Regions from separate parts of the Homo sapiens genome. Here region 1 is linked to region 2. Evidence: chromatin loops called from intact Hi-C (ENCODE). Cell type or tissue: K562. All regions are shown on one strand. Each heading gives the region's core, and the rest is flanking DNA. Links, peaks and the distances in the headings are about the cores only. Region 1 holds the start of SMANTIS (SMARCA4 interacting SWI/SNF chromatin remodeling complex scaffold lncRNA). Region 2 overlaps AAK1 (AP2 associated kinase 1).

Evidence for each region. A loop is a pair of places that touch in the nucleus more often than their neighbours do. Peaks named below come from ENCODE experiments on the same cell type or tissue, not always from the same donor. Only the 100,000 strongest peaks of a DNase experiment are listed, where the experiment ranks them.
Region 1: a loop joins it to region 2, with 4 times the contacts of the local background. A loop is called at or near these places in 2 of 110 quality-filtered maps.

The regions. Positions count from the first base shown.
Region 1 is chr2:69,788,065-69,803,967 of GRCh38, forward strand. It overlaps ANXA4 (annexin A4), which reads left to right. Exons shown (of 13, transcript NM_001153.5): 3 at 1-77. It overlaps SMANTIS (SMARCA4 interacting SWI/SNF chromatin remodeling complex scaffold lncRNA), which reads right to left and starts at 10,934. Exons shown (of 3, transcript NR_164155.1): 1 at 10,724-10,934; 2 at 2,201-2,372; 3 at 1,485-1,862. In K562, for the core only: a CTCF peak has its summit at 8,322; DNase peaks (open chromatin) are centred at 10,997 and 11,327; H3K4me3 peaks cover 668 bases.
Region 2 is chr2:69,552,427-69,568,329 of GRCh38, forward strand. AAK1 (AP2 associated kinase 1) reads right to left here. Exons shown (of 22, transcript NM_014911.5): 3 at 4,434-4,552. Among named protein-coding and RNA genes, the nearest start is that of SNORA36C, 40 kb to the left of the region's middle. In K562, for the core only: a CTCF peak has its summit at 7,449 (motif pointing right); a DNase peak (open chromatin) is centred at 7,485.

The sequences.
Region 1 (15,903 bases), core at 4,979-12,978, 240 kb after region 2:
AGGTACTGTCAAAGCTGCTTCAGGATTCAATGCCATGGAAGATGCCCAGACCCTGAGGAAGGCCATGAAAGGGCTCGGTATGTGTCCTGCTGGAAGTGAATCCTCCTGCGTGCATTGCACATCACAGGGTCACACAGGAGGGTGCCATGTCTGCTGGCCATCACGTGGGTCTTCCTTTAATAAAACACAAGGGAGGCTGGGTGTGGGGCTCATGCCTGTCATCTCAGCACTTTGGGAGGCTGAGGTGGGCAGATCACTTGAGGCCACAAGTTCGAGACAAGCCTGGCCAACATGACAAGACCCCATCTAGACTAAAAATAAAAAAATTAGCCAAGCGTGGTGGCACACACCTGTAATCCCAGCTACTTGGGAGGCTGAGGCAGGAGAATCACTTGAACCCAGGAGGTGGAGGTTGCAGTGAGCTGAGATCTCGCCATGGCACTCCAGCCTGGGAGACAGAGTGAGACTCCATCTCAAAAAAGAAAGAAAGAGGCTGGGCACGGTGGCTCACGCCTGTAATCCCAGCACTTTGGGAGGCTGAGGCGGGTGGATCACGAGGTCAGGAGATCGAGACCATCCTGGCTAACACGGTGAAACCCCGTCTCTACTAAAAATACAAAAAAATTAGCTGGGCGTGGTGGCGGGCGCCTGTAGTCCCAGCTACTCAGGAGGCTGAGGCAGGAGAATGGCGTGAACCCGGGAGGTGGAGCTTGCAGTGAGCTGAGATTGCACCACTGCACTCCAGGCTGGGCGACAGAGCGAGACTCCATCTCAAAAAAAAAAAAAAAAAGAAAGAGGGAAAGAAGGGAAGAAGGAAGGAAAGAAGGAGGAGAGGGAGGGAGGGAGGGAAAGAAAACACATGGAACAAGTTGAGATAAGTTGGGACAAACTGGATGGGGAGGGGCATTAGTTCTTCACTTTAATAAAGAATGATAAATTTAATATACTCATTATGGATTTCCCCTATTGTTTAAACCTGCTTTGAATTACGACATCATGAATCTGCATATTAAATTTTAGAAATGTATTTGTTTTCCAATTAGTGCTGGTGTGTATATGGTGCCACAGATTTACAAAGCAGTTTCACAGACATTATCTCATTGGATATATGCAACAACCTGTGATTTAGTGAAAGCAGCTATTCCTATTGTTATTTTAGCCCCATTTTACAGATGTGAAACTGAGACCCAGAGAGGCCGAGTAACTCTCACCAAGTCGCACAGTGAGTGAAACTGAGCCATGGCTCACACTAGGCAGATCCCATCTCAAGCTCGGGGTCATCAGCACTAAGTCCACATTCTTGCCTTGAGTCCGTCTGCTTGTTGCTGTGGTGATAGACACAGCTGTGACAGCACCGACATGCAATGTGTGGAATTTAATGTGAGAAGGCTGGTGAAGCAGCCTTGTTGTCTGGGGTAAATACTAAGGTTTTTGGTGTCATGGCCAAGGAGATTGAGGTTGCAGACAGACACACACACAGTGAGTTTGGAGCAGGAGTTTAATAGGCAAAAGAAAAGAACAGCTCTCCATCACAGAGAGGGGTCCCGAGCGGGTTGCCAAGTGGTAGTAAAATTGTCAGGGTTTTTATAAATGGGCTACTGAGGAGGGGGCTCATGAGCAGAGGAGGTCTTATCCTCCTAGGGTCCAGTGGTTTGGTTGGGACCAGGTGTGCCTTCTATATAGAGCAGAGTTTTTTTAAATCAGCTCTTATCCCATTCTCTGACCACATAGATGGACTCTTATTCTGTGTTTCTTTGTCTTGCTTATCTGGGAGGGAGAGTTTCTGTGTCTGTTCCCACACATCTTCTTGCAGCTGCAGACATCCACCCAAGTCTGTTTTTAGCTCCTCAATCTTACTGCGCCTAAAGGGAAGGAATATGCTTATTAAGACCCACTGTTTTACTGGGGCCCACTGTGTAAATGTGAAGTTTGGTGATTACCCAGGAGACTTCCCCCTCCCTTTCTGTGCTCAAGCCATCTTCTCTGTGTTTTACAGCCTGAACTTTCAGGCTGCTTGTTGTTAGAAGAGAAGTGCTTTTTTTTTGAACTGCATGAGGTTAGAAAGGGAGCTATTTTTGAGCTGCTTTTTGTTAAAAGGAAAGTTTTCTGCTGGGGACTCACTTTACCCTAAATGTCTACCTAAATCATTTCTTTCTGCCTCCTATAACATATTTCCCCCCTCAGGAATGAAATCCATAACTGCTGCTAGGGGAAACTGGGTGACGATTTCTTCTGGCTACTTCCTGCTGGAGAGTGGCGTTGTGTGGGGAACAGCAGCTAGGGCTCCTCCTGGGGTTGATTTAAGGGTCCCTCGTAGGAGGGCAGTTTCATTTTCGGCTCCATTTTCAGCACCATCTGAAGCTTGATGGTTTCTAAGCGAGAAGAGATAAACTTCACAAGGAGGTTTAGAATATAGGTTCTAAATATGAGTATTAAGATTACTATTATTAATGGGGGCACTATAGGCCGTAACCATGACAACAGAGTTTGTTTGATACCTGTGAGCCATTCAGATGGGTTGTGCTGCTGTAAGTGGGTATATGGGGCTTGGCTTTGTTTAGCTTCCTTGGTCTTACTTTCCCAAAAAAGGGAGAAACCCTGGGGTTCTAGTTTACCTGGCAGGATTTGTAGGATAATTGCCCAGAACTAGAACATGTTTCCAGATTTTTCTATTACCGATGCCTTTCTGTTTTCTCTGAGCTGCAGCCAGAGATTCCTGGTTGGTTGACAGGAGTAAGCAGGGTTAGTTTAAAATGTAGGCAAGAACTTAAAAACAACTGATGGGACTACAGGTTAATAACAGATGTATGATAAGTCTTAAAACATAATTTCTCTTTCTCTAGTCCTCATTTTTGTTAAAAATAATCTATGATAGGACTGAGTTGTTTGCAAAACAGACTTCAGTCCTATACTTGGCCTAATTATTTGCATAAAGTACAGCAAGAATAATCATCCTTACATAAGCCTCTTAGATTGGCTTTGATGGAACCTTGTTCCATGAGGAATTTTAGATAGGACTTTTTAAAGCCAAGCCCAGCCATAGGTTTGTACTTTTAAATACCTGTGAGTTGGATAAATTTTTTTCCTTCTTGAGGTTCCAGAAGCATGGGGTTCCTAGGCCTGTTAGAAAGTGACATTCTTTACTCACTGCAGGTCAGGAACCCTGTATGGAGACTGTGTAGACAGATATGAGGCCAGTTTTCCCCAGGGGCTTTTATTGGCTCAGCAAGTTAAGCTTGATTCCTTAAAGGGAAATATACCCTTCTAGTCAAAGCCTTGGTAAAACAACCAGTTTTTCCAATTGTGTTTTGTTGCAAGAGAAAATGGATTCTTGCTGCACTGATTCAAACAACTATATTGTTGTAATTTAAGAATATTTATAACTAGTTTCCAAATTCTACAGGAATTAGGCAGAGAGACATAAACATGCTCCAAACTTTGCCTATAGTAGTACACTTTGCTTAGTTATCAAAGGCTGTAGCTAGCTTAAGACAAGTTTTTTTGACTCTAAAAAATAAAATAAGGATTAGCCGTGTTCTAAGAATAAGTGAAGAATATTGCTTTAGTTTTCTATTAGTTCAGTTCATTCCATTAACTTTTGTTTTGATATTTATAAACATTTTAGCCTTTTATGAGTCCCATACATTTTTTGGTCATGACAAACCTGCATTGGAGAGAACTTGTTAAAGTCCCATGGCTTGATTATGAACCATCTTTTGAAGAGAATTAAAACAAAACAACAATTGTCTGTAAATGACAAAATGTCCAGTTTGGATACAGTCAGAAATACAATTGACAAAGAAATTTGGTTATTTTTGTGTTTTTCAAAAACCCAGCATAACAACCTTAATTGTAATAGCACATATTCAGACACTAGAACCATAGACATCCCATACAGTTTTGGAACACATGTTAATATTATTCCCTAAAGTATAACCTGAAGAGTATTAGACATCATTTTGGCAATTTTATGTACCTCAACATGTTAAATAATACTGTTTACCTCTCTTCTAGATGCTTCAGGGGTCCTCTGCAGCACCCAAAAGCCAGGGGTTAGGAAAGACAGACTTGAGACTAAAGTTTGACTTTGGGAAGCCTGTTAAGTATATTTAAAATTTAAAACACTTGATATTATGAAATAGAATTTTAGATTACCAAAAGTTTTTGTTTTTGCCAAAATGTTGAGCCAGAAATTTGAAAAAGCAAAAACCATTCATTAGCCTTTTCTATTCCATGAAAATCCCGTGTTAAGAGAGAAAGTTAAATTTTACCCTTGCATTAGTTTGCTATTAATGTTAAACTTAATTTTAAATGAAACATTATAGACAATCCTATTTAATTTTAACCAGTTTGACCATGAAGTGAGATTTTCACATACCTGTTATAACCCTTGACAAGTTTTGCTAAAGAGTAGATTAGCATTTTAAGAAAACCTTGCTGTGCTTTTATTTCAGTGATTAATTTACAGAAAAAAACCATATAATGCCCTTTTGCATTTAGTTAATATGTTTACACGCAGTGTTTTTTTTTGCAAGATTTTTACAGTTTTTTTTTACAATTTGCTTAAACCTTCTACTTTAAGACAATTCTTTATTTCTAAGCAAAATATACATTTCCATGCCCTCTTATAATCTTTAAATAAAAACATCTTTTACTGTTTTTACACACTTTCCATGTAATTCCATGTTCAGTAGTTTCAATCACATGTTATAATGGTAACTTTTAGTAATTTTTAACTTTAATGTAAAACCTGTTAGGTTGTTTTAATTATGTGCTGGATGCAGATAATGTTTGACTCCTTTCAGCATAGTTAGGGGCTTGGTTGCTTCCGTATGTTCCCAGGTGCTACCAATTGTGAAGCAGGCACGTTGATAGTTTTTAAAGGCTAAATAAAGAAGTAGTTTTATGGCCAGTCGCAATGGCTCCTGCCTGTAATCCCAGCACTTTGGGAGGCCAAGGCGGGCGGATCACGAGGTCAGGAGATCGAGACCATCCTGGCCAACATGGTGAAACCCCGTCTCTACTAAAAATGCAAAAATTAGATGGATGTGGTGGCGCGTGCCTGTAATCCCAGCTACTCAGGAGGCTGAGACAGGAGAATCACTTGAACCAGGGAGTCAGAGGTTGCAGTGGGCCAAGATCGCACTACTGCACTCCAGTCTGGCGACAGAGCAAGACTCCATCTCAAAAAAAAAAAAGCAGTTTACAACCTTAAAACATTTAGCAAACTAGTATTTGACCTGCATAATTTAGACCACATTTTTATACCTTGAAGACATTTGTATTTTACCAATAATTCCTAAGACTCTTTTTATTTTTAAAGATTAAAGTCACATGAACTGAAAGGTACCACAGCTTTTACTTTTCCCTTAAAAATGTTTGATTTAAGCGCTTATTTTTCTTAGGCCAATTAATTAGAGCTCCTTTTTTTAATAGGCATTACACAAGTAACACATATATAACCACACAAACAGAAGAAGATCCAGCAGTTATAAGATTTTGCATTTGCCAATGTCCCAATTGGATTATTGGCCTCTGAGTGAGGTTCTTTCAGAACAGAGCTAGGAATACAGCTTCCAGGGCCTAATAAGCAAGCATAGCCAGAAGACAAAGACGATTTTGAGAGGTATTTATTCACCTTTAATTCCAGGGGCTCCGAGGAAAACAGATTTTTCCTAAAATGGGATTTGTGGTGCATTTTCTGTTTCCCCAAGGAGTCCCAGGCCACCGGAAGCCATTCTAGGTGCACCAAGAGTGGCAAGACACAGTAAAAAAAAAAAGCAATTCAGTCAACTGAGAAAAAAAAGTTTCCAGATTTATGAAGATTTATTTAAGAAGATTTATGAAGAGAAAAACATAAAGGCCTTTTAAATATACCCATTGATTGGATATCCACTTTTAATTAAGCTGAATGCTCTTTAAGAAAATCCTTTTTCATTAATTAAAACTTTACAAAGAATGCAAACAGTAATTCTTATTATTTCTTTTACCCAGTTTGCTCCACTTACCTGTTCACAATCATGTTTAGGTTCTCCAGTTTTCTCTGGGAGAAAGTGGCTGGGCTCAGGCAAGGGCAGGTTTTCAGCTGGACTGCAGATCCCTTTAGCAGCAAAGCTTGGTATTTGAGGAGGCAATTGTTTGTCAGCCAGAGACTTTCCTTAGAGGACAACAGTCCTGTTACATTGTGTGGGGTTAAACAGTTATTTCCCATGGTTAACCCAGTGGCCTCTGACACCAGCAAAGCCTCCACTGTAACTGCTTGGAGGCAGGCTGACCATCCTTTGGCCACCAAGTTTTAAGTTCCTTGCTTAAGTAACTCACTGGCTGTTGAGCTGGACCTCAAGCCTTAGTTAAAACTTCCAGGGCCATTTCCTTCCTTTTTGTTACATAGAGACTGAATGCTTTCCCCATGGAAAGACTGAGGGCTGGTATGTTATGTTATATTATGTTATGTTATATTATGTTATGTTATGTTATGTTATGTTATGTTATGTTATGTTATGTTATGTTATTTTTGAGACGGAGTCTCACTCTGTCGCCCAGGCTGGAGTGCAGTGGCATGATCTCAGCTCACTGCAAGCTCTGCCTTCCGAGTTCACGCCATTCTCTTGCCTCAGCCTCCCGAGTAGCTGGGACTACAGGTGCCTGCCACCATGCCCAGCTAATTTTTTTTGCATTTTTAGTAGAGACGGGGTTTCACCGTGTTAGCCAGGAAGGCTTGGTTTAGCTGGTTAAAGGCTTTTTGAGCCTTAGGTTCCCAAAAGAGAGAGGGGTGAGTTTTAACTGTTTGAGTTTCTTTTATGAGGTGGTATAAAGGGTGAGCCATTTCCCTGTGCCCAGGTACTCACAGTTTACAAAATCCAGTAATGCCCAAGAATTTCCCTAACTATCAAAGGAAATGGGCCTAATCCTTTCCTCACCTGGTGCTCTGGTCCCTTCTGATAAGACCAGAACTAGGTACTTTACTGAAGTCTGACAGAGCTGAGCTTTGGATTTTGAGACTCTATACTCCCTTTCAGCTAAGAAATTAAGGAGAGTCTTAGCATCTTCCTGAGCCTTCCTTGATTGGGGCATAGAGGAAAGTGTTATCTACATACTGCAAGACCCTGACCTGAGGACGGGAAAACTTAGAGGGGTCCTTTGACAGTGCTTGTCCAAATGAGTGAGGGCTGTTTTGAAATCCCTGAGGCAGCACCATCCATGTTAACTGTGTGGTCTGGCCGGAGGGATCCTTACAGGCAAACAGGTATTGAGAGTCAGGATGTAACGGTATGCAGAAAAAGGCATCCTTTAAATCTAGGACTATAAACCATTTAGTTCCTTCAGGTATTTGAGTCAGCAAGGACTCAAACGGATGAATTGGGACTATGGCCCATTAATGAGGCAGATGTCCTGAACTAGTCTCCATTCCCCATTGGGTTTTTATGCTCCTAGTATCGGGGTGTTGCAAGGACTGTTACAGGGTCTGAGGAGGCCCTGCATTTTTAGGTTATTAATAATAGCTTCTAGCCCTTTCCTGGCCTCTGGCTTTAGAGGATATTGTCTCTGGTTAGGAAAAGAAGTGGGATTTTTAAGGCGGATCTGAACTGGCCTAGCAGTTTTAGCTTGACCTATTCTTCCTTGAGTTGTCCACACTTCTGGATTAATGTTGGCTTTCACTAAGGGAAGACAAAGAGTTTGTCCTGGGGCCATGAGGATGCTGGCCCCCATGTGGGCTAAAATATCTCTACCTAGTAAAGGAGTGGGGGGACTTTCAGGCATATTTAAGAAGGCATGTGTAAATAATAAGTTCCCCCCAACTACAGTGAGAGAAATATTGGGTTAGAGTCTTTCCTGAGACACCCACCATGGTTGTGCTATGGGAAGAGGGGAGGCCTTGATTGGACAGGAGAACAGAGAGACTGGCTCCAGTATCCAGGAGGAAGCCCACCCTCCTTCCTTCAATTTCCAGAATCACCCGGGGCTCCTGAACAGTGATGGCAGTCTGAGCCACTGGAGCCAGGGGTCTGAGCCCTAGGACCTGTCAGTCCTGCCGGACCATCTGTGAGACTAGTTCTGGACCTAGTGACCTCCATATCCAGGGGCAGTTTAATATCCAGTGGTCTTCACCACACGCTGGACAGGGTCAAGGTGGCTTTTTCTTGTTGCCTGGGCAATTCTTCTTAAAGTGCCCTGGCTTGCCACACCAGTAGCAATTAGTGGATGCTTCCTGAGGATCCTGGACTCTGCAAGCCTGCAAAGCATCTCCTTGAGCCTTAGTCACTTTCTCTTTTTCTCCTGGGGCTCCTCCCAGTCCCTATGGTAAAAGACCAAGGTGGCCACCTTCAGGAGATCTTCCAAGGTACTATCTGGTCCTATAGCCTGTTTTTGTGGTTTCCTTCTAATATCAGGAGCTGCCTGCTTTTTGGCTGCAGTGAGGGTTTGACTTAGAAGCAACATAACAGCTCTCCATGTGAAGTCAAACACTTGAGTTAGATTTTGGAAGGTCTCTGTCTACCTATTAGGGACATCAGAAAATCGGCGCAAGTCTCCCTTTATTTTTCTACAGTCCTGTAATGAGAAGGGAACATGTACCCTAGGGGTGCCCCTTCCATCTGGCATTTCTTGTAGGGGTAGAAGTGAAGCTGGGGCAGTGGGGAGCTTTGGAGATGGTGAAGCTGGAGAAGCTGATGGTGCAGTTGGAGGGGGCCCCAGATTAGGAAAACTAGAAGGACTGGGGCACTTAGAAGCTGCCCCCAATGGCTCCTGCAAAACTTGCTCTTCTAACTTAGGGGAATTACTCTCCACAGACCCGCCTGATATGATTGCTAAGAGAGCTGAGTCAATTGTGCAGTGCTTGCTAACGTCTGGGTTGTCTCGCGGGGCAAAGAAAGCCTGTGCATAGGGGACCTTGGACCATTTGCTCTCCTGTCTACAGAAAAGATCTAATTGATGGATAAGATTAAAATCAAGGTTCCCTTCAGCTGGCCATGTCTGTTCATCCCTGAGACAGTAAGAAGGCCATGCCCTTCTGCAAAAGAAAATGAGCTGCTTTTTCTTCAAAGTTTTAGGGTCAAAGGACTCCCAGTGCTTCAGAATGCACTCCAGAGGAGTGCCGGCTGAAGATGGCTTGTTACCCATCTGCAAAAGAGACAAGAATAGAGGTTTCCTCGGTCTCCTGGTTCTTTTCAATGTGACTCAGGGAGGAGGGGACACAGTAGGAGAGTCCTCCTGGCTGTTCTCCCTCCTTGGTCCCCGGGTCCCAGCACCATAGTTGCAGCCCCATGGTTGCAGGTGTGACCCCCAAGCGTAATACCAGAGGACCTAATCAATGGGCTAGTCATGTTTACCCATATGACCTCAGTCCTCTGCCTAATAATTGGGTAATTACTCTCTGACCTCCTAGACCTGTGTGACCTGTGTGGCTTCTTGATAAATGGATCTCCGGAGAGATAATGTAACACTTGCATTTAAGCAAGGCCCCTTAATAGAGGGAGTGTACTGGAATGAGCTTTATACTCTGCTATTATGGACTGGACTAGAGGATTTATTCTTAGGTGGTGGTTCCGGTTAACTTCCAGACATAAAATCCCCTTTCTATTTAGATGCCATTCTAGTTGTAGGCAGAATGGGTGTCTTCAGAGAACGTAAGGGTCAAATGGTGGCCTTCCTGCTAACAGAGAGAGTACTGAGACTAAAATTTGGTTTTGGAGGACATGTTCCTCCTTGCTGCTGAAAGCAGAGTTCTCCCACTTGCAGAGGGGGCATAAGGTTTGGTCTCTATTAGAGGGATGTAAAAGGGAGGAGAACTGAAAAGCCAGAGACTTTTAGCAAAGGGCAGACAAGATTCCTCATGGAGAGGATTCCCATTTTACTAGGTGGTGCTAGTGGAATACCAGGCAGTAACTTTGCCTCCATATGCTCTTTAAACAAAGGATGGAGAGAGAAGTCTGACCTGTGGCATGCTGTCCCCACAGCATACCTCCTAACAGGAGAAAGTTAGTTTGCCTCATAGAGGGGCTATCCGGTCCGACTGGACAGTGCTGGTTCCTCACATGGGAAAAGAAACAGCCTAAGTGGACAGAGGGGCATTTACTGGGGGGAAAATAACCTCCCACCCAACCCCAGGAAGTATTATCATTAGGAGTTAAATAGTCTTTGAGATCTGGATCATGGAATTCCCCTGTCTGTAAAAAGTCAGAAAAACAGCAATCCCTTAACCTGCATTCCTGGTTACTACGGTGGTTGCTAAACCTGCCTAATTGAATTATTTCCTGGGCTATAAAAATTCCTGCAGCATTGCATACAGAGAGGAGATGGGAGACATGGTGACTGCAGAAAGGAAAGGAGGAAAATAAGATTTGCAATAGGAAAACTTGGAGATCCTATGGCTGACACCCAGTCAGGCAATCAGAGGCTGGGGTCAGTCCAGGAGCCTTTTGAATAACACCAGGGTGTGGCCCTGGCCAGAAATTCTCAGTTGCTCCAGGACCTATTCCAGCCCCATACAACAACCAGGCTTTCTGTGAAAAGAAACTAGTTTGGACACAGCCAACATTCCCGGCACCCTGAGGGCAGGTCCTCCCCAGCAAGCCTCACATCTGAGTCTTCAAGACTGGTGGCCAGCCCTTGTGGCTCCTTAATCAGCTGTCAGATGCCCGGTGTTTTTGATAGTTATTTGAGAGAATAAAAACGGAGGACAAGAAGCCTCGGAAGTGAAAGTAGAGTCCGCTCCTTTACTCACCATTCTGATGAAGTCACCTTCAAATCCCAGACGAGCCCTCAAAATGAAGCAGCCTTGTTGTCTGGGGTGAATACTGAGGTTCTTGGTCACACGACCAGATATTGAGGTCAAGGACATGCACACACACATCGAGTGAGTTTGGAGCAGGAGTTTAATAGGCAAAAGAACAGAACAGCTCACAGTCACAGAGAGGGGTCCCGAGCAGGTTGCTAAGCAGTAGTAAAAATGTCAGGGTTTTTATAAATGGTCTAGGGAGGAGGGGCCTCATGAGGAGGGGATGTCTTATCCTCTTAGGGCCTGATGGTTTAGCTGCGACCAAGTGTGCTATCTATATAGAGCAGAATTTTTTTTATCAGCTTTTATCCCATTCCCTGACCACATAGGCTGACTCTTAGTCTGTGTTTCTTTGTCTTGCTTATCTGGGAGGGAGAGTTTCTGTGTCTGTTCCCATACATCTTCTTGCAGCTGCAGGCATCCGCCCCATGAGTCTGCTTTTAGTTTCTCTATCTTAGTGCACCTAAAGGGAAAGGAATGTGCTTATTAAGACCCACTGTTTTACTGGGGCCCATTGTATAAGTGTGAAGTTTGGCAATTACCCAGGAGACTTCCACCCCTTCTTCTGTGCTTGAGCTGTCTTATCTGTATTTTACAGCCTGAACTTTCAGGTTACTTGTTGTTAGAAGAGAAGTGATTTTTTTTAACTGTGTGTGGTTAGAAAGGGAGCTATTTTTGAGCTGCTTTTTGTTAAAAGGAAAGTTTTCTGCTGGGGACTCACTTTACCCTAAATGTCTACCTAAATAATTTCTTTTTGCCTCCTATAACACTGGTAGTGTCTTCCAGCATGCTACCCTCCAGTTAGCTCCTTGGGGGCCAACACCTTCATGCTGGGTAGGTACAGTGATTCTATGTGCACCACAAACTACCTGGCCTAGCCTCTGCCCCCAAGACCTTGTCTCAGTAGACTTTTGGCCAGAGAAGTATCCCCTGGTTCTTAGCTGCTATTTAGAATCTCCTTGAGATTTGGGTAAAAACACTTGACCATGAGACCATCTTTCTATCCAAAAAGAATTCATTTTACTCAGCCTCAATGTTGCTAACAGTAACAACAACCGTAGCAATAATAGAAAATGTTTATTAAGCTCTACTATGTGTCAGACATAGAGATAGATGCTTTCCATGGGTTATCTGTTTTAATCCTGACAGAAGCTTGTCTTACTGTTGAGAAGGTAAAGTATAGTGAGTGAGGCTGGCTGACTTGCCCACGGTCTCAGAACTATTAAGTGGTATATTCAGGATTCTAGATAATTCCTAGAACACTTTCCTTTCATCTTTGCATGATCAGCTGCCTCAAGTCTGATTCCAGAGCTGGAGTTCAAGCCACTGTTCTATGCTGCTGCCCATCTCTGAAGAGAACATTGTCCTGAATCTATGTATCTTCTTCTTTTCCCTTTTTCATAAAAAGAGAAAGGCATAGGACCCACCTTTTTTTTCAGTTTATCCTAATTCTTTGGTTACAAGGACACCATAATTCAAAATGTAGCCCATGTTACATTCAGAATTATCAGCATAAAGGGTGAGGAGACATTTGGCACAACCAACCCCTTTTCAGTGCCTGTTATGTGTGGGCCAATGCAAGGCAGACTGTTGGAGAAGACAAGGATTATAATCCCTAGTTCTTGTGTTCAAATAGTCTATGAATACTAGCACAGCTAAGGCATGCACAAAAATAACTATGATTAATTCATAATATAACAGTGACAGGAGGGGCACAAATAAGATCCCACTGGGGTTCAAAGAGAAGAGATCACATTTCACTTGGGGGCATCGGGCAAAGCTTCTTGGAGGATGTAGATGTTAAAATGGACCTTGGGAGATGATTGAGTTTCTGTAAACAGAATTAAGGGACAAGGTGTTTCAGGTGAATGGAATGGCATGTGCGGAGGTCTAGGGGAGTCATGGTAAATCCACAGAAAAGTGTCTTGCAGCAGTGAAGTGGCCTCGTCTGGGGTGACACCCATGGTTTGTTGTCTCACGGCCACAGATATCAAGGACGTAGACACACAAAGAGTGAGGTTAAGAGTGGAAGTTTAATAGGGAAAAGAAAGAGACTAGCTCTCTGCTACAGAGAGGGATTCCAGAAAAATGGGTTACCAATTCACGGTGAAATGCAGAGGGGTTTATAGATGAGCTGTGGCAGGCACTGGGGGTTGGGGGGCTGATGTCTGATCTACATAGGGCACCAAAAACCAGTTAGAAACAGGTGTGCTATCTGCATAGGGCATGAATCTCTGACAGTCCCTACCCCAGTCTTTTATTATGCAGGTGGGTTTTCAGCCTGAGCTGTACTGTATTGGTCATTTCTTTCTTACTGTACACATGCTAACAAAAAAGGGAAGGTGGAGTTTCCATGGTGGACATGCCTGGCCCCCAGGTAGCCCTTTTCTGTTGGTACAGCGGCCAGCATTCCCTTGTGCAAGCTTTCAGTTTCCTTATCTACGTTTGTAGCTTGATTTTTCAGGCTGCTCTTTGTTAGAAAAAAAAATGATTTTGGGGGCTGCTTTTTGTTACAAGGGAAGTTCTGCCAAGGACTCTTTTGCCCTCACTATCTGTTTTTTGTTTTTTTTTTCTTTTTTGAGATGGGGCCTCGCTCTGTCACTCAGGCTGTGGCATGCACTGGCATGATCTTGGCTCACTGCAACCTCCACCTCCCGGGTTCAAGTGATTCTCATGCCTCAGCCTCCTGAGTAGCTGGAATTACAGGCCCCCACCACCATACCTGGCTAACTTTTATATTTTAATAGAGACAAGGTTTTACCATGTTGGCCAGGCTGGTCTTGAACTCCTGACCTCAAGTGATCCACCCACCCCAGCCTCCCAAAGTGCTAGGATTACAGGCATGAGCTACCACACCCGACCTGCCCTCACTATCTGCTTAAACAATTTCTTTCTATCTCCTGTATCAGCAGGAGGTACTTGCAAAGCAGAAGTAGGCTGGTTGGGAGCTTTCTGAGAAAGCAGGTACCAGAAGGAGGTTTTAGGGGTGCTACTGAGAAAGCACCCATAAGAATCACAGACATGCGGGAATGACCCACAGGCACTGGCTGGGAAACAACATATGACAGAATCATGATGCTAAATGGAGGGGGTTAAGAGGACATATAAACCAATAGACTGGTAATGAAGGGGGTCAGGAGCCTGGAGTGCAGCACAGTTGGGTAAAGCACAATATTTCAAGAGCTGAGTCCATGAATTTGGCTGCCTAGTGTCCTTTTATGTGGCTATTTACAATAGTGAATGGGATACTGTAGAGAGTCTCAAATGTCAGGCTGCAGTGCCTAAAGTAAATCCAGCAGATGATGGGGAGCCATTGTGTATTTCTGAGCAGGGGAGAGACATTGTGAGAGTTTTTCTTTTTACAAAAATGAATCTGGCAAGACTCTGGGAAGACCAACCAGGAGTTAAGAATACTAGTTAGCAGACATCTGCACTTGTCTAAGAAGAAACCCTGAAATCTTGAATTGGAATGGTTGTGATAGGAAATAAAAAGAGTGAAAGAATGCAAAAGAGGCTGTAAAGCAACATTTTGCATGACCGTGGACTTGAATGAAGAGGAAAGGAGAGGGTAAAAAAATCAAAGCTATTGGGCTGGGTGCAGTGGCTCACGCCTGTAATCCCAGCACTTTGGGAGGCCTAGGTGGGCAGAGCACAAGGTCAAAAGATCGAGACCATTCTGGCCAACAAGGTGAAACCCCGTCTCTACTAAAAACACAAAAATTAGCTGGGCGTGGTGGCGTGCACCTGTAGTCCCAGCTACTGGGGAGGCTGAGGCAGGAGAATCGCTTGAACCCGGGAGGCAGAGGTTGCAGTGAGCCGAGATGGCACCACTGCACTACAGACTGGCCACAGAGCAAGACTCTGTCTCAAAAAAAAAAAAAAAAATTGAATCTATTTTGAGGATTTCAGCTTGGCTTGACTGGGGGGAAGAGTGATCCCTTTCACAGAAACAGGGAATGAACAAAAGGTAATGAACCCTCTCTGCCCCTTCCACACCCCCTCCTAGCTGAGAGTGCCAAGGGAGAAATTGATTGTTATATGGATTGTCCTCTCCTTTTTAAAAATAGGAACACGGCTGGGCATGATGGCTCATGCCTGTAATCTCAGCACTTTGGGAGGCTGAGGCAGGTGGATCGCCTGAGGTCAGGAGTTCAAGACCAGCCTGGTCAACATGGTGAAACCCATCTCTAGTAAAAAATACAAAAAAAAATTAGCCAGGCATGGTGGCAGGCACCTGTAATCCCAGCTACTAGGGAGGCTGAGGCAGGAGAATTGCTTGAACCTGGGAGGGAGAGGGAGTGAGCTGGACTGCACTCCAGCCCGGGTGACAGAGCGAAACTCCATCTCAAAAAAAGAAAAAAAAAAAAGGAACAGAAAGTAGGTCCCCAAGGTATGTAAACTTAAAGTTCTATAGCTTCCTCTCCACACCTCACATCTTTTTGCATCTCTAACCTTGCCAAGGATAACTAAAGTTTGGCTGTATTTTTTCATTTCTCCCTGAAATATTTTCAATAGAATCATTTCTGAAACCCATTCCAACCCCCCATACAGCACAAACAACGAGGAAACAGAAGATTCACCAAACATTTATGAACAGCCAGCTGTTATAAAGACAAGGGACCAATCTGAAAAATCAGAATAAAGTCTCCTTGTTAAAGCTGCTGCAAGAAACAGGCAAGCAAAACTTAGAACATTTTTAATTTGTAATTTTTGCTTAAAGTTTTGGTAAGATGTTGTATCATGGTAATTTGTCAGCAGTTCTAAAAGGGAACCATTTGTGTTCAGGAAAGATAGCTTAGAAGTGCAAAACATAGTTCCAGATTTTAAAACACAGTGAATGCAGTAACAGCCAACTTAAACTCTGCAAAATGCCAAATTGGTGAATTAACAGACAAGTTTGAATTGTTTCAAAACTCAGAGGAGATGATAAAAAGATAAAAACAAAAAAAAAGGCAAGAATATGGAAGAGAGAGAGAGGAGATTCAAAAGACATGAAAAGAATTCTAGAGGAGATGGCTGGGCGTGGTGTCTCACACATGTAACCCCAGCACTTTGGGAGGCCGAGGAGGGCAGATCATTTGAGGTCAGGAGCTCAAGACCAGCCTGGTCAACATAGTGAAACCCTG
Region 2 (15,903 bases), core at 4,274-12,273:
AAATGGCTAGCTGCAGTGGCTCAAGCCTGTAATCCCAGCACTTTGGGAGGCTGAGGCAGGCAAATCACTTGGGTCAGGAGTTGAGGACCAGCCTGGCCAACATGGTGAAACCCCATCTCTACTAAAAATACAAAAATAACTGGGCATGGTGGCGCGTACCTGTACTCCCAGCTACTCGGGAGGCTGAGGCAGGAGAATTACCTGAACCTGGGAGGCAGAGATTGCAGTGAGCCGGGATTGCACCACTGCACTCCAGCCTAGGCAACAGAGCAAGAAGACTCCGTCTCAAAAAAGAAAAAAAAAAACTCAAAATGGCTCATAGGTTTAAATGTAAGACTATAAAACTTAAAAGAAAATCTTCAGAATTGAGAGCTAGGCAAAGATTTCTTAGGTTTGACACCAAACGCACAATCCATAAAAAGAACAATTGATAAACTGGACTCATCGAAATTAAAAATAAAACAAAAACAAAAAAGATCTTAGAGATTTAAAAGTCTGGTAAATAAATTTCATCAGGATGGTTGGAATATAGAGGTGAGGAAATCTGGAATGTGGAGCAAAATGACAAAGAAATATAAAAAGAAGGGAGAAAACAAGAAAATTAGAAAATCAATTCAGGAGAACCAATATCCAAATTATAGAAATTTCAGAAAAAGGGGAAAAAAATGAAACTAAAAAATCCCCCAGAATGCAAGGATATGAGTTTCTAGATTGAAAGGGACCACAAACACCTAACATAATAAATAAATGCATACACAAAGGCATATCATGAAATTTCAGAACATTAGAAACAAAGAGAAAATTTGTAAATTTCCTGGTAGAATATATGGGTCACTCCCAACGGACTAGGCATTAGAATGACTTAGGATTTCCCAAGAGCAACACTGAAAGCTAAAATATAGTAGAACGGTGCTTTAAAAAATCTAAATGAAATGATTTCCAACTCAGAATTCTGTACTCAAACTATGATGTGCGAACATAAAATAAAGATACTTCTAGAATTGAAAGTTGTTTTTTTTTTTTTTTTTTTTTTTTTGAGACGGAGTCTAGCTCTGTCACCAGGCTGGAGTGTAGTGGCGTGATGTTGGCTCACTGTAACCTCCGCCTTCTGGGTTCAAGCGATTCTCCTGCCTCAGCTTCCTGAATAGCTGGGATTACAGGCACGCACTGCCATGCCCAGCTAATTTTTGTATTTTTAGTAGACAAGGGTTTCCACCATGTTGGCCAGGATGGTCTCCATCTCCTGACCTCGTGATCTGCCCACCTTGGCCGCCCAAAGTGCTGGGATTACGGGCATGAGCCACCGTGCCCGGCCTAGACCTGAAAGTTCAAAAAAATTTATCTACCATGTATCAAAAAGCTACTGAGGCTGGGCATAGTGGCTCATGCCTGTAATCCCAGCACTTTGGGAGGCTGAGATGGGAGGATCACTTGAGCTCAAGAGTGTGAGACCAGCCTGGGCAACATAGCAAGACCTTGTCTCTAAGGAAAAAAAAAAAAAATAGCTGGGTCTGGTGGCATGTGCCTATAGTCCCAGCTAGTGGGGAAGCTGAGGTAGGAGAATTGCTTGAGACCAGGAGATGGCGGCTGCAGTGAGCTATGATTGTGCCACTACGCTCCAGCTTGGGTAACTGAGACCCCATCTCAAAAGAGAAAAAAAAAAAGATACTGGAGGATCGGCTCCAACAAAATGAGGAAGTTAGCCAAAAAAGGAATTACGGGTTCTAACAAAAAAGAGAGGCAAAGGAAATGTCCAGGAAATTCCAAGATTCGACTGTAAATTAGTCAGAGAATAATCAGCCGAGGTTCCTCAGTCAGAAGACTGAGGGAGAAATCTTGAAGATGATAAAACAGACACCATTAAATGCGTCTAAAAAATTCAAAAAATGGTTTACACAACTTAAGGAAAATTGGGAATTAAACTGTTAAAAAGTACAAAGAAAACTCAGACCAAGAGAGGAAAAACAAGACCATTAATAATTTTAGTGAAAGCAAAGTTACATAGGAAAGGCATAGGAATCATAGTCCACCAGGAATTCAGTTGAAATAGTTTTCTTATATAATAATGTAAAAACTAATATTCATATAAACTACATATTGCCAAAGTTTACTGGTGTTTTCAAAGAATGGAAGATGAGAATACTGCAAGTATTTGGGGAGAGAGGCAAGCAGCAAGTAAGTGACAGTTACGTCTTTACTTCCCATAGGAGATAATGCCTAAAATGGAAGAAAAATCAAGAACTAGCAATATTAGCATGTTATTTAGAAAGACATCAAAAGAATCACCTAAAGAGGTTGCCGCTGGGACCTTGTAATGGCATAGGAGTTCCCCTTGGGGAATTGCTTGACGTTTTTTGTAACAAGCTTAGTTCACCTATTTGAATATTAAAGCTTTGAAAGAATATAAACTAAAAACAAAACTCTCACAGCTAATACGCCTCTGGGCCAAAACTTGAACCTGTGTGATTTAACTCTTAATCAGGCCCATTAATTTGTGAGCTCCTCATGGGCCTGTGCTTCTTAGTTCCTCCACTACAATGCCTGCCTAGCCCAAGTAAGCTCTCAGTGTGTTTTTAAATAAGGAGGAGAAAGTGAAATCATGGGATTGCTTTTGTAACACAAGTAAATGAGCAAGAAGGGCATTCCAGATAGAGGAAACAGCAGAAGCAAAGACAGGAAACAAAGCGTGTGAGAGCTGAACAAGCATGGGCAAGGAGGGAGGAAGACAAATAATGAGAAGCAGCCAGAAAACCCACTGCGTGTGTGAAGGAAGATACAGCAAGAACAGGAATCTGGAGCTATGTGCAGGGGAGTGGAAGGCATTGGTGCCTTACAGACAGGCCCACGTGGTCTTGACTGTATGTATATGGCCCTTGGGAGTTGGCTGGTTTGTTGTGCAGTGCTGACAGTTCCTTCCCAAATAGTTTTGGCTTTCTAAAATCTAGAGTAGTGCCAGGCTCTCTAACACTCTGAGTACTTTCAGAAGTCCAACTGCAGCCTAACTAGTTACTCTAAGCAGCCACTGAAAAGGCCACATAGGGTGAACAGGGGCAAGCGGAGCCTGATGGGATACCTACAATGCCACCCTCTCCATTGTTGGATCCCTTTCTGCTCTTTAAAAAGCATTAAAATCCAGGGCATAAAAGGAATCATCATCTCTAGGTGAACATATGTATCTGCTATTACCATTATTCAAATACTAATTTCTTCCAAAGTTTATTAAGCATTTACTTCATGTCAAGCAGTATGTTGGAGCATACAATTTCTGATTTTAAATAACTTACTTCCTGATAGCAGAACTGCTTACAATATAACAGGTTAAGCAATATAATTGGTATAAAACAAAAGCACTGTGGAAGCACAAAGGAATAAAAGGCTATATATTCAAAGTTTCTTATGTATAATTATGTATAATATTACATATTATTATATTATTAGGTATAATATTATGTATAATGTCAAACAGAGGTAAAAGAAAGATGCTACTCTAACAAATTCCCATATACTCATAATTCTGCTTTGATCACCATCAACTCTTGACCAATCTTATTTATCTTCTAAACTCACTCATTGTTCTAAGGACATTATATTATTTCCTCCATATATATTTCAGCATGGACTCTTTCTTTAAACATATAAATCTGCATCTTGAAAAATGAGTAAGTTTTAAGAATTGAAGTCTAATTAACATAACAAAATGTGCAGATTTTAAGGTGTTCAATTGAGTTCTGACACATATATACCCTGTGTAACCACTATCTAAAACAACACACAGAACATTTCCACGGCCTAGAAAGTCCCCGTATACCCATTTCTAGTCAACTTCCCACCCCTGAATAACCACGTTCTGATTTCTATCTCCACAGATAATGTTGCCTGTTCTTGGACTTCTATAAATAGATTCATAGAGTATATATGAGGTTTCTAGGTTTTGGTCTAGGTTTCCAGGCCAAAAAAGGGGGAAAGCATTCCAGGTCGAAAGAACTACATGTAAAAATATTAAGTTGTATAAGGATATGTTCACAGGATTTTGAAGAGCTCAGGAGGGTTGAACTGAGACTGGGGATTGGTAACAGAGAGAGAGAGAGACAAGACCAGAAGAAGAGGCTCATTGGAAAGTTAGGCTTTCTGGATTAAATATCACAGTTAATTTCTGGGAACCATGTTGTTAAGTAAGCTTTTCCCAATGCCCAAAATGACTTTTCTGACCTAAAAACTGGTCAGTTCTCTCAAAATGCTTTTTCCTCTGCCCTCCAGCTGAGAGTGACCAAGGCAAGGGCGGTGTCCTATATCCCATGGCTGTTGAGTCCCATTTTGTACAGAGGCCTCTGTACCATCTCAGGGAAGGGAACAAACCCCGCTTGGCTTTCTTATGAGAGGGTACAATCTCTGCCTCCATTTTAAACAGTCCCAAGTCCAAGGGGCAGCCTTACCATTATCTGGATTTCTCTCTTGCACACCTGGAGATCATGCTCATTGTTGACAAACATGCGTTTCAAGGCACATTTCATCCCATTGCTTGTCCTCACCAGAAATACAATAGCAAATCCACCTGTGAGAGAAACACACACAAGCTCTTTTGAGTCAATGTTCAAAAAGTCAGCCACATAACTGTGGTGGCTGGAGGTTGCCACTGTCACTGCTAATGGTACTAATGCCACTGCCAGCCAGCCTTTAGGGCTAGCCTGTTGTAGAACACATTCTTAGATTCTCAGAACTTGGAGATATTACTTGTGGGAGTGGGTGGCAAGAGTCAGAGAAATTGTTCCCAAACACCTATCTTAGGATAACAAAAGAATAGTAATTATTTTCCAAATAACCTACAAATAAACAGATAAATGGGTAGTACTACATTACAAGTACTATCCTATGTACTTTTTTTTTTTTTTTTTTGAGACAGGGTTTCCCTCTGTGGCCCAGACTGGCATGAAGTGGCGTGATCACTGCTCACTGCAGCCTTGACCTCCTGGGTTCAATCGATCCTCCCACCTCAGCCTCCCGAGTAGCTGGGATTACAGGTGTACACCACCACTCCTGGCTAATTTTTATACTTTTTTGTAGAGAAGTGCTTTTGCTATGTTGCCCAGGCTAGTCTCAAACTCCTGGGCTCCCACCTTGGCCTCCCACAGTGCTGGGATTACAAGCATGAGCCACTGTACCAGCCCTGTCTTGGGTATTTTGATGCTCTTGTTTAATTCTTAACACAGTTCTGTGAGATTGGGTGTTATTTTCCCCTTTAAACAATTACCAGCTGAAGAATACAGAGGCTCAAAGACATCTGATTCAAACCAAAAACATTTTTAAAAGCATAAGTGGAGCACACTTTCCCTCATACCAGAGAGGCTAGGAAATTATTTCACTAATTTCTATTATAAATAGTTGTCAATTAATTTCAAGAATCTCCTCTTCTTTTCTTCTCATCCTATCACTCAATTCGAATCTAGAAACAGACCTAAAGATTCTTCCGGACCTCCCTACCTCCTGGGCTGTTGAGAAGATACATGATAAGGGTAAGAAAGTGCTATTCCACATAGCATACACAAGGCAAGTATGACAATTATTGGGGAGACTTTTTAATGTCCACACTGACCTTTCTCTAAAAGACAGTTCACAATTCATTAACAGAAATATATAAGCCAGGTGTGGTGGCTCATGCCTGTAATCCCAGAACTTTGGGAGGCTGAAGCAGGCAGATCGCTTGAGCTCAGGAGTTCAGGACCACCCTTGGCAACATGGCGAAACCCTGTCTCTACAAAAAATACAAAAATTAGCGAGGCATGGTGGGCGCACACCTATGGCCCAGCTACTTGGAAGGCTGAGGTGGGAAGGATGGCTTGAGCCTGGGAGGTGGAGGTTGCAGTGAGCTGTGACTGCGCCACTGAACTCCAGCCTGGGTGAAAGAGACCCTGTCTCAAAAAAAAAAAAAAAATGTATATAACTCTACAGGAATTCTCAAGTGCTCTAAATTTGTTACACCACAGCATTCCCCAAATTCTTAGAACCCTAACCTCATCCTCACTCCTAAAGCACTGTATGAGGTGTTCAATGCCATTGGTGACAGGAGTTAGACAAAGTGAGGCAAAGCTGTCAAAGTTGAAGGCTTTGGAGTAAGTAGCAGTTACACTGGACGCTCAGTCCATCTGCCTGCCTTGTACATTGTCATCATTTAGCTTGAATATCCTGTCCATTGACTCTGTTCAGCAAAAAAATCAGTATGCCATTCTTGCACAGAGGTGGTCACTAATTGTATAGAGGTGAACACAGAGGTAAGTCTTCAGTATGGGAATTTGAATTGGGGTTATGACATAGTACTGGGTTAGGAGCCACATGCAAAATTGATACAGATCAATAAACAACCATTACAGAGATCTTAGGCCTCTGAGAAATAAAGCCTCGGGTCCTGATTATGCCCTTCTAATTCCCCCAAGGCTCAGCGGCACTTTAGTACCTGTCTGTTGATGCCCATGGCATTTCCTGCTGTATCTTTACATAGTTATTCTTTTCAAGTTAGCTTGAGTAGGTTTTTGTTCCTTGCAACCATAAAGAGCCTTTATCATAAAGCACTATTGCACGTTTTCATAAAATACACACCTAATTTTGTAAAAAGAAATTTAATGGGCTTCAGTTCCGAATGTGGACTGTGATAATGATTTACCAGAGACTGCATGTTTGCATATTTCCTGTTACAATGTTCCTCAGTATTCAAATAAACACTAAAATTTATCATATAATCTTTAATTTTAACTGTCATCTCTCTAATCTTTGTATCTCAATAACATTTTCCATTTTCAAAAGTAGCATTGACACTTAGAGGTCTTATCTATCTCTCTCTCTCTCACACACACACACACACACACACACACACACACACACTCTCTCTCTCCTCAATTCTAAAATGCATGTTTTTTACATTTTGCTTTTTAGGGTATCAGAATGTCTTGTAATAAAAATGTGCATTTAATGCAGTGGTATTTATCTTTTCTTCCCCCCACCCCCTGCCAAAGTTATTAAATCCATGATGTTCTCTTATAATTAATCAGAATTGAGGAAAATAGTAGTGTAAATTACAAAATTTCTATGTATGTTCATAATTGTTTTGTAAATAGTATAAGTAGGATTCACTTCATTGATATTTAGAATTTTTTAAAAAATCACGGAACTACAGACTTCACAAGAGTGGCACTCCTAGAGAGTATTAAGTCCAAGTGTTTTGCTTTATGCATAGACAAACCAAGAGAGGCTTAGGAGTCCCATGGCTAGTTATGGGCAGAAGGTGGGGTGGTTCTCTCTCCTATAAAAACCATGTGATACCCTTTAGGTAATAAGGAAACAGCTGACAATGTTGTGAAACAAAAGGTGGGAATAGGTATTTCCTACAGTTCAATGATGCCTGTCACTGCTGAAGGACAAGGCAACTCTTTCAGATGCTGCAATTTGAGATAACTACCACCAGATGGGAGCAGTGTAGTTTTCTTTGTAGGTAGCAAGATGACCTTTACAGCCAGGACTGAAGAAATGGGTCAGTCGCCTACCATGCAATCCAGTAAGCACAATGGCTGACAAGAGCCAGCCCAGATTCTCAAAGCCTATGACCATGATAAATCTAAAAGCAAATCAGTGAATCACTTTACTTAACACAGATGAAGCCACATTGTCAAGCATCTATGCCTATAAAAGGGCTTATCTGCAGATGAGAAGCATTTAAATCACGAGATCAAAATCCACGCCTAACAGGACTTGTCAGTCTAAAGATGTTGGTCACTATCACTGTGTAGTTGGCCAAATGGAGATGTAAACTAGGTTAGAAGAGAGGAGATAGTGCCATTCAAGATACTTCTCGTGCACAGCCCTGTCTGTCACACGGATCAGGGTGATGAGATTCTCAGCCAGAGCTTAAGAGGGTTCAGGCTATTACGGAAGGAGGCTGTCAACAGAGAAGACTGTCAATAGAGATGTTTATTTCAGCCTGAGTTGCATCCCAAGATCTAGATTAAAAGGAAAAACCTAATGGTTTGGACAGAGGTAAGAAAATCTTAACATTCAGTAGCCTGTGTCAGTCTCTCTGCCTACTGGCATTTTTTGAAACACTCAGATAATCTCATCTGTGAATCTATTGAATCATAAAGATAAAAAGGATATGATCTATTATGTGAAGCAAGCAAGTGAAGTAGGCAGGATAATTTTGACACAGACATGCTTTGCCTATTAAATATGTAGGATTTTTTTTTATGTCCAGAAGAAAACACGTTTTCTCCCATTTTCCCTAAAATATATAGCATTTTTGGTCTTTCTCCCCCTAATTGTTGATGGAGATGTGGATGGCTATTTATAGCTCACCATGAGTTTAGAGGTTTTGTCTGTTTGGTTTGCCTCTGGATTGTCATGCCATAAAATAGTGTTTAACACACAGTGAGCATTCAATAATGAACTAACTCTCTACTTAAGGTGTCTACAGAAGACAGAAAAGGCTACATACAGATAGTAGCAGAGAATATGGGAAACGAATGTGATGGCTCATGTAATGGGATGGCCACCATGCAACTCCAGATCATTGTTGCCATGTGGGAATATGGACCTGGTTTTGTCGGATCTGCTAATTTCTAAAGATGAGCTAGAAACCCAAAATTGTATGTGAAATCTCCACATTTAAACACTGGCAACAAGTCACCTTTTAAATTAATGCTGTTCAGGTCACCATAGCACAGAGGCCAAAGAAAACACATCTGAAAAGCTTTAGATAATCTCCGAGCCTCCAGTTTTCTATGTCTGATCTAGTCTAACACCTTCATTTTACTCAAAGCCAAGAAGGGGAAGTGACACAGCTCATGTTCCACAAAGTTAAAAGATGATTTGCAAATGAATTCCAACATATATATAAATATTAGCTCAGACATTCATCACCACAGTTCTTATCTTTCTTCCCTCAAGATGAGTTTACAGAATACTCCTCCCACCCAGCATGTGTATACGACTTATTTTAAAGGCATTTCAAAATAAATTATTTCATTTGTATTCACACAATGACTGAATAAGGTAGGCGAGCAACCTATCATATTCATTTTCCCAACAGGAAAGACATGCAGAAAGATTAAGTTCCTTTCACAAGAATGCACAGAGCTAGTTGGTGGCAGAGTTCAGATAAGATCCCTCATCTTTAGAAATTTTTATTTTTATATCAACTTCATATATTATACAATCCACCCATTTTAGGTGTACAGTTTGATGAGTTTTCGCAACTGTATATACCCGCACGAGTGGCTGTGGCGACAGCCAATCCATCACTGCAGATAGTTCTTCAGGTACCTTTGCAGACAATCTCCCCTCCCCTCCCTCACCACCCCGTGTATTAAATAACTTTGGATCTGCTTTCCATCCCTATAGTTTTGCTTGCTCTAGAATAAATGGAATCCTACAGTATACACTGCTTTGGTCTGGCTTCTTTCACGCAGCATAACATTTCTGAGATTCATCTTCATCGTTCCATGTAGTTTTTGTTTTTTTGGTCAACTAGTATTCCATTGTATACATATTCCACAATTAGTTTCTTCATTCACCTGTTGAAGGACATGTGAATTTTTTCTAGCTTTTGGGTATTATGAATTAAACATTCATACAGAAGTCTTTTTTATGGACATAGATAATTATTTCTCCTAGGTATGTACCCAGGAATGGAATTGTTGGGTCATATGCCAAGTGACTATTTCCCTTTATGTATAAGAAACTGCCAAGCAGTACTCCACAGTGGTTGTGCTATTTTACACTCCCAGCAGCCACATACGAGAGTTCTGTTTGTTCCACATCCTTACCAACACTTGGTGCTGTATTTTTCATTTTAGCTATTCTAGTGGGTGTGTAGTGACATCTTGTTGTGGTTTTAATTTGCACTTCCCTATAGATCCTTCAACATTTAAACTCCTAGGATTAGCAGCTTCCCATCACTTTCCTGATAAAAGGTTTTAATAAGCATAGGATCATGGAGTCACCAATGAAATTACTGAGATAACTTGGACTTCTACCTGCTAAATAAGCAAAGATGACAGAAGTGCCTAGTTCTTTGCTGGGAGAAGACAGTGAGTGAGAATTTGCAATACACAGAGGAGGGTATTACATAAATTCTAAAATCTCTTTTACTTCTGATATCAACATGAGATCATGGTCTTCAGACTTTTAAAAAACAAAGACAGGCCAGACACGGTGGCTCATGTCTGTAATCCCAGCATTTTGGGAGGTCGAGGCGGGCAGATCACAAAGTCAGGAGATCAAGACCATCCTGGCTAACACGATGAAACCCCGTCTCTACTAAAAATACAAAAATTAGCCAGGCGTGGTGGTGTGCGCCTGTAGTCCCAGCTACTCGGAAGCCTGAGGCAGGAGAATTGCTTGAACCTGGGAGGCGGAGGTTGCAGTGAGCTGAGATCGCACCACTGCACTCCAGCCTGGGCGACAGAGCGAGACTCCATCTCAAAAACAAAACAAATAAACAGACAAATTAGCCAGGTGCACTGGTGCATGCCTGTAGTCTAGGTACTCGGGAGGCTGAAGCAGGAGGATTGCTTGGGCCCAGGAGGTTGAGGCTACAGTGAACTATGATGGCACCACTGCACTCCAGCCTGAGCAACAGAGCGAGACCCTCCCTGTCTGTAGAAAAATAAATAAAGACAAAGATTTAAACACTCTCCTTGGGGGCGTCACCATGATATTCAATTCAGCAATGGGGCTTTGGAAGAAGAAGCAAGTAGTATATCTTCTGGCTCTATATTCAAACACTGAATCATGGTAGAGGGTGCCAAGTCCCAGGGGCTGTTCTGAATGAATCAGGACACCAGTGACTTCCACTTTGCAAGGAAAAGTGAGGGAAGGGAAGGTAAGGTGAGCAGGAAGAGGAGAAACACACCAAAGTGATTATCTGAGAAGTGATGGGAAACAGCTGGGCAAATAATGAGAATGATTAGACTAGGAATATGAGACAAAGAAGCCCATCATGGTGCTGAGACAGGGTTTCTGGGTTTGCTGCCAAAGAGGTTTGCTGGATATTTTAAAATCAGGCCTAGATTCTAGGCACTGAAATCACCAACTGTTTATTTCTTGCAGGTAAAAGGAAACTGCACTCCTAACATAAGTCCTATATACACTTTTGGGAATGAAGTCCACTTGTCTGAGATGGAAAGATGACACAAGCCAAAAGAGCTGGAGGATACCAAATGAAGAAAAACCGCATCCAGGCCCATTTTCTGCTCTTCGTTTTCCAATTTTCTGCCCTACAAACTCTTTGTTTCTCTTTTAAAATAAGGTGAAACTCAACAGATGCTGCTTACTTAAAGCAGAAAACAAGCATAAAATAATAGTGTTCTGAAGCTTTTCTAAGGAATCAGACAGATAATTCAGTTAAAGTGGGTTTCATCCAGGAGACGTAAATGAACACTGAACAAGTTGCTGGATCTCTCTGGCCTTCATTTCCTCATGGGCAGAAATTAAGACTAAATTAGGCCAGGCGCGGTGGCTCACGCCTGTAATCCCAGCACTTTGGGAGGCCGAGGCAGGTGGATCACGAGGTCAGGAGATTGAGACCGTCCTAGCTAACATGGTGAAACCCTGTCTCTACTAAAAATACAAAAATTAGCTGGGTGTGGTGGCGCATGCCTGTAATCCCAGCTACTCGGAAGGCTGAGGCAGGAGAATTGCTTGAATCAGGGGGTCGGAGGTTTCAGTGAGCCGAGATCACGCCACTGCACTCCAGCCTGAGTGACAGAGTGAGACTCCATCTCAAAAAAAAAAGAAAAAAGAAAAAAGAAAAGAAAAGAAATTAAGACTAAATGAGTGCTACTATTTAAACTGGGTTCCTCCAAGCCCTAGGATTACAGAAGGTACTTCAGTGGCTGCACGAGGAAAAACTGACCTCCCTCCCTTACAAGGGTAGGGCTCTGTATACTGCTTCCTCCTCACCTTCAAAGTAGCTCTACTTTTAGCTGTGTAATTTTGGAGAAAGGCTAGAAAAAAAAAAAGGAGCAATTCTGCTACAAAGGAGAGAAAAATTTACCCCCCAAATATTCTACAGCTCTAGGTATAAGTATTTTATAAAGACAAAAAGACTACACCACTACAAGTCATGCAAATAGCCCTCACTTACATGCCTACCGAAGGTGTAGATGTGTACAGGCAGCTTTTAGGGAAGGAGCTATGCCCCGCTTCACCTTGAGACATGTAGTATTCCTTTAGAGCCCAACAGGTTAAGTTCGAATCCTGGCTCAGGTAAGCTACAATTTCCCTGAGGCTGTCCTCTTACCTGCCAAGGGCTTTCACTTCATGCTAAAGCCCTTCTTCTGACATGCAGGCTATCTGACCACGTGATTGTATCAACCAGCCCCTAGGTCATAGTCCTTCAATCAGGACTGTGCACCAACTCACAATATCCTCCCCACCCCCACTCCTACCTCAAAGCTTTGGGGATGATCAAATGATAAGCAAAGCACCTAGCACACAGAAGGTGTTCCTGCCTTTCCCTTCCACCCCCACCTCCCTGCAAAAACCACTTTGTATTTGTATGATACATTACTTATCATAAAATTCTAAATCTGGAATATCTTCTCGAGATCAAGAGCACAAACCCAAATGCCTGAAGAGCCAGGGAGATCACATAAAGGAGTGACACAGTCCAGCTTTAACAAAACGTATGGAGGGTGTGTGATGACACAGACTCACTGTCAGGAAGATCACAGGGAGGAGTGGGGCCGGTGGCCCTGAGAAAGTTCATGCCCCTGCTCATGGGGCAGCCATTCCTCAATGCCAGCCAATTGCTGTCACGAAGGAACGTGGGCTAAGAGTTGTCAAGTCTTTTGACTGCTAAAAACAGCTGGATCTTTAGGTGAGAGCTCCTGATTTAAAAATCAGGCAACAAACTTTTAAAAATCTCTTAAACCTTGTGCAGTTTAATGAAAACACATTTCTAAGCTAGGACTGAACCAGACAGCCCTGCTTCCATCTTTACAAGGGCCTGTGAAGTCAGCAGGTCATGTACTACAACCTCCACTTGACCAACTGGGAAACTAAAACACAGTGAAAAGCCTAAGCATCCTCCTTAGTACTGCCACCTAGTGGCCGGACCAGGGCTAGACTGCAAGGGTGCCAACTGGTGTCCCCTCTCAAGCTGCCGTCCCCTCCCTGCAGCAGCAGATCATGCAGGAACACCTCCACTCCCAGGGAAGGGAGAAGAGAAATGGCACAGTGAAAGGCAAGAGGGACTGCCCACAGCTCTGCCTGTCTAGCTGATCAGGTGGGAGAGTGTCCTCTCCATGGTGAGAGCTTGGGTGTACCATTCAGGTGGCAGAGTATCCTCTCCACGGTAAGAACCTGGGTGCACTATTCAGGTGGGAGAGTGTCCTCTCCACAGTTAGAACCTGGGTGCACTATTCAGGTGGCAGAGTGTCCTCTCCACAGTGAGAGCTTGCGTACACTATGCAGGTGGCAGAGTGTCCTCTCCACGGTGAGAGCTTGGGTGGACTATTCAGGTGGCAGAGTGTCCTCTCCACAGTGAGAGTTCGGGTACACTGTTCAGGTGGGAGTGTGTCCTCTCCATGGTGAGAGCTTGGGTGGACTATTCAGGTGGCAGAGTGTCCTCTCCACAGTGAGAACCTGGGTGCACTATTCAAGTGGGAGAGTGTCCTCTCCATGGTGAGAACTTGGGTGCTCTATCCACAGCATCTGTGAGCTCCCACAAGGAATGACCCCCAAGAGGCTGATCAACACCCATCCACAACTTACATTGAAGACAACTTTGCCAAAAGCTTCGGAAGGAACAAAAGTTTTCAAAACTCTAGAACAGATGGCAAGGAGCACAGCAAAGCTTTTTCCAGGAGAAAAGGTCAATGCAAAGCATGTGTCAACACTGATTTCAGTGGGGGCTTGGGGTTTGTTTTTTTAATGTCAATCTCTCCTCACTTGCCTCAATTAAAAATCATCATGTGCCAGCTCCTTCTGGAGAACATGTCAAAGCAGTCCTTTCCCCAAGCAGATAGAACACCCAGATGGGGGATGACTTGAGGTTTTCAACTCCCTCTCTCCCCACTCAAGCTGTGGGCACAAAATCAGAGACTGGCAAACGGTGGTGGTTGTGGAGGTGGTACAGAAACATCAACAGAACCCAATCGAGGCCACAGCCCAGGCTGAACATGGCACACTGGCCTGGCTATTGGTTCTTTCTCTCCAGGACTGTTATGATTGATTGGGGAGGATCTCCAGCTCAGGAGGTTCTTTTTAGGGGTTTGGCAAGAGTCTCCCTCCTCCTCTCAAAAATTAATTTTCCAGGAAAAATACTTGCCTGGAACAAAAGGGAAGAGTTTAAGAAATCAAGTTGGTTCACATATACCAGAGACTTTTTGATTACTGCACCTAGAACCACAGCACATTGGGCCTGGGCTATCAGCTAAGGCTAACCAAGAAAGGGCCTTTCCACAAGCTACCCGCCCCCACCTTTGCCGTACTGCTGCCACAGAGTTAGCTATCTGGCAAATGTAGAGAGATATGCTGAAAGACATCAGAAACTTAATATCATTTGAAACTTCGCAATGGCTTCTCACCCCTCTTAGAATAAAACTCCAAATACTGACCAAGGCCCGCAATTCCCAGAGTGATGTGGTCTCTCTCCAACCTAGCTCATACACCTCCACCTTCCAGTGCTCACTCTGTTCCAGCCACAAGAGCCTTCTTTCTTCTTCAGCATTGCTTATGCTCCAATCTGCCTAAGGATCTTTGCACATGCTTCTCCCTTTGGCCCTTTCACCCCATTCTTGGCCTGAGCCACTCCTAGTAATCATCCTTCAGATTTCAGGCTAAACGTTACTTCCTTGCTAAGCCTTTCCTGATGGTCCCTGGCCCTCACTCCCATATGATTAAGTTCTTTGGTATACACAGCACCCTCTACTTTCCCTCCAGGACATACCATGAATATAATTAAATACTTATAGGGTAATTCCTGGTTGCATGCCTTCTTCCCCTGTACACTCTAAACTGCACAAGGGCAGGGACGATGACTGATTCACTGTGGCATCTCTGTCACCCAGCACAGTGGCTGCTCCATAGCAGGTTCTCAAGTGTTTGTTATACAATGTGTTTGCTGAGTACCATAAAGGATACCAATAAAAAATTTTAAAAAAACAACAAAACTACAATGACAGCAACAACAAAAACCCTTACCAGACCTTCAGAAGGTTAGAGTCTAGTATGGACTAGAAGGGACATATATTAAGAGAACATCCTCTTGGTGAAAAGGTAGAAAAACCCTGCACTGCTCAGCCTGGCACAACTGAGCAGTGTGAGACAGGACTGAACCCTTCACCCCAGGGCAAGTGCTCAAGGTGGAACTTTAAGGGGAGCTTCACAGAAATCTCTCTGCTGTCACAATAATAAATACTTGTCCTACACACTATTGCTTCTTTCAAAAATAATAATTGTGCTGGAAATCAAAACGCTCTTCAGTTGAGAGGGAAAAGAAATGAAACACCCCATGCTCGATCCTGAAGCATCCCTTGCCTAAAGGAATGGAGAGCCTCTTGGGCATAAATTGTGCTCATCCCTCTAATCCACCGGGGCCACAATCTCCTAGTAAGTGATGAGCAAACAGAGCAGCAGAGGTCAGCCGGAGGGAGCAGCATCGGTGCTCACATGTGTCAGTCCCCACCCATGCTACAGACCTTCAAGCTGTGGCTCTGATCATTTCAACCAGGACACCATATGTTAGTGGATTACATTCTCCAAAAGAGAATGGGAGACTCAGCAAAGCTGAAGTTCCGGCTGACATTCTCTCAGCTCCCAAATGTTAATTCGAGAACATTCCAGTTCAACTTCATGCTTCAAAGCTTACACAGTTTTCCACACTTACTGCTTTTGTAGAAAGATCGGGTTAAGTAA